2 separate regions of the Homo sapiens genome follow, and region 1 is linked to region 2. The links are chromatin contacts, found by Hi-C in ENCODE. All regions are on one chromosome and are shown on one strand. Each heading gives the region's core, a stretch centred on a gene start or an enhancer-like site at or near the end of the contact. The rest is flanking DNA. Distances are from core to core; before and after follow the strand shown.

Evidence for each region. Hi-C counts contacts between places; a loop is a spot of excess contacts on that map. Pooled maps may share reads with other maps.
Region 1: a map of CD8-positive, alpha-beta T cell shows a loop between it and region 2 (15-fold over the local background). The contact joins the promoter of BRCA2 here to the promoter of KATNAL1 in region 2. A Hi-C loop is called at or near these places in 1 of 168 maps with a recorded cell type or tissue (CD8-positive, alpha-beta T cell), 1 of 37 single-sample maps with no recorded cell type and 6 of 50 pooled maps.

The regions. Positions count from the first base shown.
Region 1 is chr13:32,313,423-32,317,795 of GRCh38, reverse strand. It overlaps BRCA2 (BRCA2 DNA repair associated), which reads right to left and starts at 2,288. Exons shown (of 27, transcript NM_000059.4): 1 at 2,129-2,288; 2 at 1,269-1,374. The coding sequence starts at 1,335. It overlaps ZAR1L (zygote arrest 1 like), which reads left to right and starts at 2,433. Exons shown (of 6, transcript NM_001136571.2): 1 at 2,433-2,481; 2 at 3,246-3,466. RefSeq lists an enhancer at 1,629-1,898, a promoter at 2,007-2,503, a cis regulatory region at 2,832-2,898 and a silencer at 3,017-3,237.
Region 2 is chr13:30,305,925-30,309,953 of GRCh38, reverse strand. KATNAL1 (katanin catalytic subunit A1 like 1) reads left to right here and starts at 2,403. Exons shown (of 11, transcript NM_032116.5): 1 at 2,403-2,623. RefSeq lists silencers at 2,399-2,628, 2,659-2,768.

The DNA of each region.
Region 1 (4,373 bases), core at 1,039-3,538, 2.0 Mb before region 2:
AAGTGATCTTGTTGCTGCAAGGAAAACAGTTTGTTGTCAATGACAAAATGTGAACTTTCAAATGAAAATTAGAATTTCCAGTGGCTCATTTCTACCCAATCTTAAAAGACTTTTCTGACATCCATGGTGGTATTAATGAATGAGATTTTTAAAATAGTTTAATGCAATTTATCAATATTTGGAAACTTTGTATAATTCAGAACACCACTATCTTCCAAATAATCACTGCATGATGTTGCGACATGGGAAAGACCTATGGTATATCTATTAGATCTTTGAAAAATCTATGCAAAGTACAAGGAAAAATACCAAAAAGTAACTGAAAACTATTAAAATATTCCTTTTTTCAACGTGAGGTTAATTTTTTTTCACATACTTCTACCAAAATAACAGATTAGACACAGATAAGTGAATCCAGCTATCTCTATTTAGCCAGACATTAAAGAGAACTGCAAAAATGTAAAAACTATTCCACTCACTTGTTTTCAAAAAGTTATTTTTCCTAAGAATGTTGTGATAATATGCAATGGGTTAGCTTTCATTATTTTTAAGTAAATTAACTTTAAATTCTTAGTTTTTTGTTTGTTTGTTTGTTTTGAGACAGAGTCATGCTATGTGGCCCAGGCTAGAGTGCAGTGGCATGATCTTGGCTCACTGCAACCTCTGCCTCCAGGGTTCAAGCGATTCTCCTGCCTCCACCTCCCGTGTAGCTGGGATTACAGGCACGCACCACCACACGCAGCACATTTTTTGTATTTTTAGTAGAGATAGGGTTTCACCATGTTGGCCAGGCTGGTCTCAAACTTCTGGCCTCAAGTGATCCGCCCACCTCGGCCTCCCAAAGTGCTGGGATTACAGGCGTGAGCCACCACGCCCAGCCTTAAATTCTTAGTTTTAAATTTCTAATATGGTAAGCTACATAAACAAAAGCACTCCGGGGGTCCTAGATCATTTTTAAGAGTATAAGGAGTACTGAAACCAAAAAGTTGGACAACTTCTGCCATAAAGTAACATTAATGCTTCTGATTTGTTAGTAATTGTTCCTACTGCTAGTCAAGGGGCCAGTTTCCTCTTTATCCACTAGACGTTCTATATTTATCATGTGGTTAACCTGCAAACGATGATTATGTTGTTAACTGGATTTATACACACATAAGGAACAGTTTATGGTTCTAAGCAACACTGTGACGTACTGGGTTTTTAGCAAGCATTTTTTAGAAAACACTTTCTCGGTGTAATTTATAAAGTTATATAAAATTTGTCAATACCTGCTTTGTTGCAGCGTGTCTTAAAAATTTCAAAAAATGTTGGCCTCTCTTTGGATCCAATAGGCATTTTTACCTACGATATTCCTCCAATGCTTGGTAAATAAGTCTGCAAAACAGAAGACCAAAATGCACTTACACAGGGATGCATTCCTTATTATGTGACTGAGGTAAAACTCAGAAGCGCTGGAAAATTTGTTTGAATTCTAATTCAGTCCCATCTCCTGGAACGGTAACAGCTTACTGTGAGGATGGGAACATTTTACAGCTGTGCTGTCCAAACCGGTGCCACTAGCCACATTAAGCACTCGAAACGTGGCTAGTGCGACTAGAGAAGAGGATTTTCATACGATTTAGTTTCAATCACGCTAACCAGTGACGCGTGGCTAGTGGGGACAGAGGGCTCCAGTTAGAGACCAACGCCGCCTGGTAATTCCCATCAGCATGTCTTCGGAATACAGCAATTACCAGGGGCTTAAGTAAGGCAAATACAGCGTGCCCAGCAGCTGTAAAACACTTCCCCAAAACAGCAATATTCCGTTAAAGTGATCGTGTTTCCAAGAAATTTCAGATGGCGTCATCTGGGACAGCTGGGAGGGAAGTTAAGTCTTGAGCTGAAGGCGGAGCCCAAAGGCCGGGCCGGAGGCGGGAAATGGAGACCCAGGGAAGGGGCGGGGCTCGAATTTGCTTGGCGAAAATCTGCCTTCGGGCAAGGACCTTTCTCTCAGGCATGGGTGGGGGTTGGCAGAGACAAAAGGGCAAGAAGCCGCGGCAGCGACCCGGGGCGTGAGGCGCTCCCCCGCCACGCTGGACTGGGACTGCGGAAGACGCGCTCGTCCCAACCCACTACCACCACCACTAACCCGCTCCAGAGGTGCAGTTCTTTTTTGGCCGGAGTAAGCTGACAAAAACCGCGCCGGTCACAAATCTGTCCCCTCACGCTTCTCCCGGCGGCGACCCACCGCCGCAAAAGACACCCGAGGCGCAGCAGAGGCGCAGCAGTGCCACAGCGGCTCCGCCTCTGCCGCCTAGTTTCAGAAGCTCGCGCCACAAGCCCGCGCTGGCCACGTGACGCCGTGACGCGACACGCAGCACACGCACCACCCGGAAGTCAGGCCTGGGTGGGCCGCTGCGGGTATTTCTCAGTGTGGCGAAAGGAAATTCCTTGTCAGGCATCCCAACCGTCAGTATCTGACCGAATAAAGCGGGAGCTGGAGTGTGTGTTCTCTTCTCGCTGACCCTTAAGAGTCCCAGGCCACCCTGCTTGGAGGGGCCGCCCCTATGCCTACTCCAAGTCCCCCATCCCTTTCTTTTTGCTCCAGCTCATGTTTGGGTGGGCGCCCTCGGGACACGACCTGGGACCTATGAAATACCTTTGTTCTGACCTTAAAAGGGATGTTCTCTCAAGACCTGTTCCCCAAAGCGAGCCGATCTTACAAAAGCTTAGAGTGGTCGGTGTGTGGTTGTGGATGACTTCACTTAGTGGTAGTGGGCGGGGCTGTTATTTGAAATCAGAGGATTTTAGTTCCAGTAGCTGTTCTGCTATTGGGTAGCAGGTGTTCAAGACCTCCGAGCCCGTTTCCTTGCTTGAAAAATTGTGAAACCCATCTTAACTCGCTCATGAAGTGTGAGGTACCTTGCTCCGCAGGGCTTGGTAGTATCTTTTGCTTTTTTTTTTGAGACGGAGTTTCGCTCTTGTGGCCCGGGCTGGTGTGCAATGGCGCAATCTCCGCTCACCGCAACTTCCGCCTCCAGGGATCAAGTGGTTCTCCTGCCTCAGCCTCCCGAGTAGCTGGGAATACAGGCATGGGCCACCACGCACGGCTAACTTTGCATTTTTAAGTAGAGACGGGGTTTCTCCGTTGTTGGTCAGTCTGGTCTCAACCTCCCGACCTCAGGTGATCTGCCTGCCTCGGCCTCCCAAAGCGCTGGGATTACAGGCATGAGCCACCACACCCGGCCCATCTTTTGCATTCTTAGGATTCGGATCACCTGTCTTCCTCGCAGGCTGAACTGGAAGACCTGACTTCATCTCCGAATTCGTTGGTTCTGTAACATGCCTAATACAAGGCTGAATAGGGTTTGTTGTAAGACCTACAAAACCTTCAAATGGATTCAGTGAGAGTTGCTCCCATGGGGGCCTTGCTGCTTCCAGAAGGTGCTTGAGCAGTAAACAGAAGCAACCTTGGATTAGGAAAAGGGTGGGCTCCGCTTGGTTCCTTAGGGACCATTTTAGTTTGATAATCAGTAATCCTTAGTTGTAGAAGGAGGCCTTACTAATGCAGATAGATTCTAAAGCTTTTGCTCTAAGTCTAATTCGCAAAGAAATACGTCTGTGATCCTTACTAATAACAGCTGCCACTTACCAAACATTTTATGAGTTAGGCATTCTGCTTTGGGTTTTCAAGCAATACCATGTTTAATCTTACAGTAATCCTGTAAATTGGTCAGTATTGTCAGATGAGGATACTGAATCAAGTAGTTAAGTAATGTGCCTGGTAGTAAGGCCCAGGTTTGAATTCTAGTCCATTTGACTTCATACACTTAACTAACCTGTGATTTATTTACCCTATAAATCAGAACAATATGCTTTGTCCCCTTTTTGTGGGGGAGGGGTGTCTCACTAGGAGTGGACTAATGAGAACCCGTGGCATGTCACACAAGTCTCAGAAATAACATTTTCTGTCATTTTATACAGCCCCCCATACCTTTATGTTTCTTGTTCTCTTTGTACCAGGGACTTGCAACTTATTAGCTCCACCATAATAGACTTTCTCACCTATTCTCTTCTAGTGCAGCTGCTCAATTTACTATTTGTATTCAATTTACAATATGCTTTAATTTTTCTTAAAAACATTATTTCCAGCTGGGCATGGTGGCTCACGCCTGTAATCACAGCACTTTGGGAGGCCAAGGTGGGCAGATCACCTGAGGTCAGGAGTTCGAGACCAGCCTGGCCAACATGGCAAAACCCTGTCTCTACTAAAAATACAAAAATTAACTGGGTGTGGTGGCATGTGCCTGTAATCCCAGCTACTTGGGAGGCTGAGGTGGGAGAATCACTTGAACCCCAGAGGCGGAAGTTGCAGTGAGCCGAAATCATGCCAC
Region 2 (4,029 bases), core at 1,154-3,653:
TATAAGGATGTCCTATGGCTTCATACCAGACTTTGTTCCGGACTTCATCTCTTAAGTGCTGTCATTTCTTCTGTACAAGCTATGGTTACTTTGGTTTCTTTTCTTCCTCTTAGACAGCAGATTCCAGCTATTATCACATAGCTTCCTCATTTATACTAGAGTAAACCATTATTATGGATGTAAGAAAATGGGTTTCATAAGTGAACCCACTGTGAAGGTAGCCAGGACAGGTGTATTAGTCCGTTTTCATGCTGCTAATAAAGACATAACCAAGACAGGGTAATTTATAAAGGAAAGAGTTTTAATGGACTCAGTTCCACATGGCTGGGGAGGCCTCACAATCATGGCGGAAGATGAAGGAAGAGCAAAGGGGCTTCTTACACAGTGGCAGGCAAAAGAGCTTGTGTAGGGGAACTCCCATTTATAAAGCCATCAGATCTCATGAGACTTATTCACTACCATAAGAACAGTACGGGTGAAACCGCGCCCATGATTCAATTATCCCCACCTGGCCCTGCCCTTGACAGGTGGGAATTATTACAATAAAGTGAGAGGTGGGTGGGGACACAGCCAAACTATATCAACAGGTCATGTACGTAAGCTGCTTAATATTTATTGAGCAGCTACACTGTGGACTGAATCAAATAGAATATGAGGATACATATGTGAAAAAATATTATTTTAATAGCTGGCTCCAGAGTTCCTCTTGGGAAGTTACTTTGTGTAGGAAAAAACTTTGGTAAACAGTTTAGGAATGGCAGGTAGCTATGAAGGCACAGATTAGGAGATGGAAATAAAAGTATTGTATAAAGAGAGGAGAGGAGGGGAGAGATGGGACCAGAAAGATGGTACAATAGTGGGAGGTTACAGGTTATGATGAAAAAATGGGGGTAGGTGGTAGGTGGATAAAAATATCATGGGAGGAACTGAAGGACTTTTAAGAGCAGGGATTTCTAATTTTAGGTTTTTTGCATCCTTAATTTAAAACCACTTATCTGCTCCAAACCTTCTAAAGAGTTGGCTATAGAAACAACCAAAGAAAAGGGGCTGATTTCGAAATTATGTGTCAGCAGGAGTAGAGAGAGGAGAGTTGTAAGAGGTGATATGTGGAGAGGTCTAAGTGTTCAGGAAAAGCAAGAACTGAGAGCCAGAAGTGACGGTGCAATCCTTGAGAGGACATTGGCCGTGGGGAACACCACAAGGTGGATAAGGGACTCAGTCAAGTTCAAGAAAATCTCTGTGGTAGGATGACTCAGCTGGATTACAGGAGCCATTTTTGTTATTTTCAACCATAATTTTTCAGGAGATATTCATTACTAGAAAATGACAAGGTCACGAATTCACTCCCCTTCCTCTTTTTTTCTATTAAATTTCTGGGCCTCAGTTTTCCCATCTATAAAATCTAGAGATTGGGCCTAGAATATCTCTGTAGTTTCCATTAGAGTCTATAGCTCTAATAATAATAACAACACATTTTTATGTTCTCTTTTGAGGTAAATTTACATGCAGTGAAATGTACAAATCTTAAATGTCCCATTCCAAGAGTTTTGACAAGTGCATATACTTCTGTAACCGAAACTCTTAGCTATAGAATTTTTTCATCACTACAAAAAATTCTCTCAAACTCCTCCCCGACAGCCAACCACTATTCTGACTTTTATCACTATTGATTAAATAATTAATATTTAATAGCTATTGTTAAATGCTAAGCTTTGTTTTATAGAGCTTCATCAGTATTAATGCGTGTATTTCTTACAAGAGTTGCAAGATGGATATCTCCATTTTTGCAGATCAAAACGTTAAGAGGTGAGAAAGGCGCCTCTGGTCATCAGCTACCAAGCACAGGGGCAGGACGTGAACTAAGAATTCGTTTTAGAAGCCCACGCTCTTAACCTGTTTATCCTAGAGTCCACAAACGATTGCCAAGAAACAGCATAAATCCAAATTCAGTCGAAAGCAATGCCATTTGCAAATTCTAAAACCTCCTGAATAATCCTAAAGGCCATATGCATTCCATCTTATCGAAGGATTCCCTTCTATCCCCCTCCCCAGAGAATGGAGAAAGGGGGTGCGAAAGACTTCAATTCGGTTTGACTGGAGAAAAACACAGAGGTGGCGTAGGATCCACACATCCCTTGGGGGCAGACCCAGCGGCGGACGCCTGGACAGGCGGCGGGAAAGGCGCTGCGACGCCCCGGGTGCCCCCTCCTTCGACGCCACTGGCATCACCTCCGAAAGCAGCAGGCACGAAGGTGCCCTGCCACGGGGGCTGGACGCAGTGGAGGCAGGCTCATCAAGCACGACCAGAGCTCAGTCGGCCACACGTCCTCCTCAATGTCACTGTCTCCCTGCTCTCCCACCCCGCGCCGCTGCACCTCCCTCCCCCCGGCAACCTGGGCGGGAGTCCCAAGCTCCGCCCCAGAGCGGACTCACAGCCCCCGCGCTCCCTCCCGCGCTGCGCCCACCGCGCGGCCGCGGCTGCCATGGCAACACTACGCCGCCGCCGCCTTTTCACGCACGTCGCGAGCTAACGGACTCGGCGGCGGCGGCGGCGGCGGCCTGCGCCCCACCCGCACCCCATCTGGACCGCATCGCTGAATGTGCCCGGACCTGCGCCTTCTGGGTAATGAATCCGAGAGAAAGGGGCGAGGGCGAGACAGCAGGTGGTGGAGGGCTCTAGCCAACAGCCCCTCTCGGCCTCCCACTGCCGGAGACGCCAGGGCAGTGGGCTGCGGGGTTCCTCGGGCGCTGGCTCCCGTGCGGGGACGGGGAGGGGCGCGGGAGCGCCAGGCTCGCGGTGCATCATGGGAATTGTAGTTCAGCGACTCCTCGGGCTCGCGGTCTTGGTGGGGTAGCTCGGACTGGCGAACTACAAAGCCCGGCGGCCCCGACCGCCGGGAAAGACCGATAAACTTTGAGCGGACCGGGACAGAAAAAAAAATCTCTCTTTGTCTTGAGGGGGCTGTTGAGTGGTCGCGGACCTGGGCTCTGTGCGTTGGGAAAGGGAAGTGGAGGTGAGCCTCGGGCTTCCCGCCCTGTAGCTGGGCCCGCCCCAGTTGCAGCGCTCAGCCCCACCCCGGCTGGGCCACCGCCCTGCACAGTCTCAGGGATGAGCAGCCGCCCAAGCTGCAGGGCCTCGGGTCTTCGGCGCCTCTGACCCTCGCAGGTTGCTGCCTTTCGGTGCAGAACCGTATGTATGTCACACATTGGATGTGAGACCTGAGAAACCGTGTTTTAACAGGTTTTTCTCCTTTCCTGGATACGTTTATTTCTGGGTTAGTCATGTTTGTTTTAAAGTAGCTCAGAGGTGTTTGCATATTAAACCCATCAATTGGTAATTACTCAAAGGGCAGTAATGTTTAAAGGTTAAGTGTGGAAATAGATAAAAAGATGTCATTGCGATTATATGGTGGTATCTGGCATTTTTAACTTTTTGCATTTTTGAATTTTATTTCTTGAGGTTCAAGGTTGTGAAATGAGTGCTCCACCCCACCCCCCCCTTGCCAGCCTGAACACTGCCTACACATATTTTGATTAGTTCAGCTTTAAATTACTAGTAACTTTTAAAAACAGACTTTTTTAGCAGTAGGCAGCAATAATTCTTTGATTATTCCAGTGTTATTCAGAATTTCTCAGCATGTTTTCGGAAGGAAAAATACCATGTTTTAATTATTTAGTTAATTCTTTATATATTTTTTATGTTCAGGAGTACACTTGAGTCCTTAGAGTTGACTCAAAGACTTGCTGGTAAAGGAAGCTGACACAGATTTACGAAACCTTCCTTGACGACCCTTTAAAATTTTTTAATAGGTAGATAACCATCCTAGAAATTTGCTGCTTTATGGAGTAAGTTGGAGAATTGTTGATATTATTGTGAGTTTGTGTGTGTGTGTGTTTAAAAACAAAAAGACCACAAATCCTATAAAACTTTCTCTTAATTAAAATGAAGTTGACCTGTGTAAATTTTACTTGAGGTTGCAATTTTGTACAAGGAGGAGATGGAAAGTAGGTTTAGTAAGACAGGTAGAA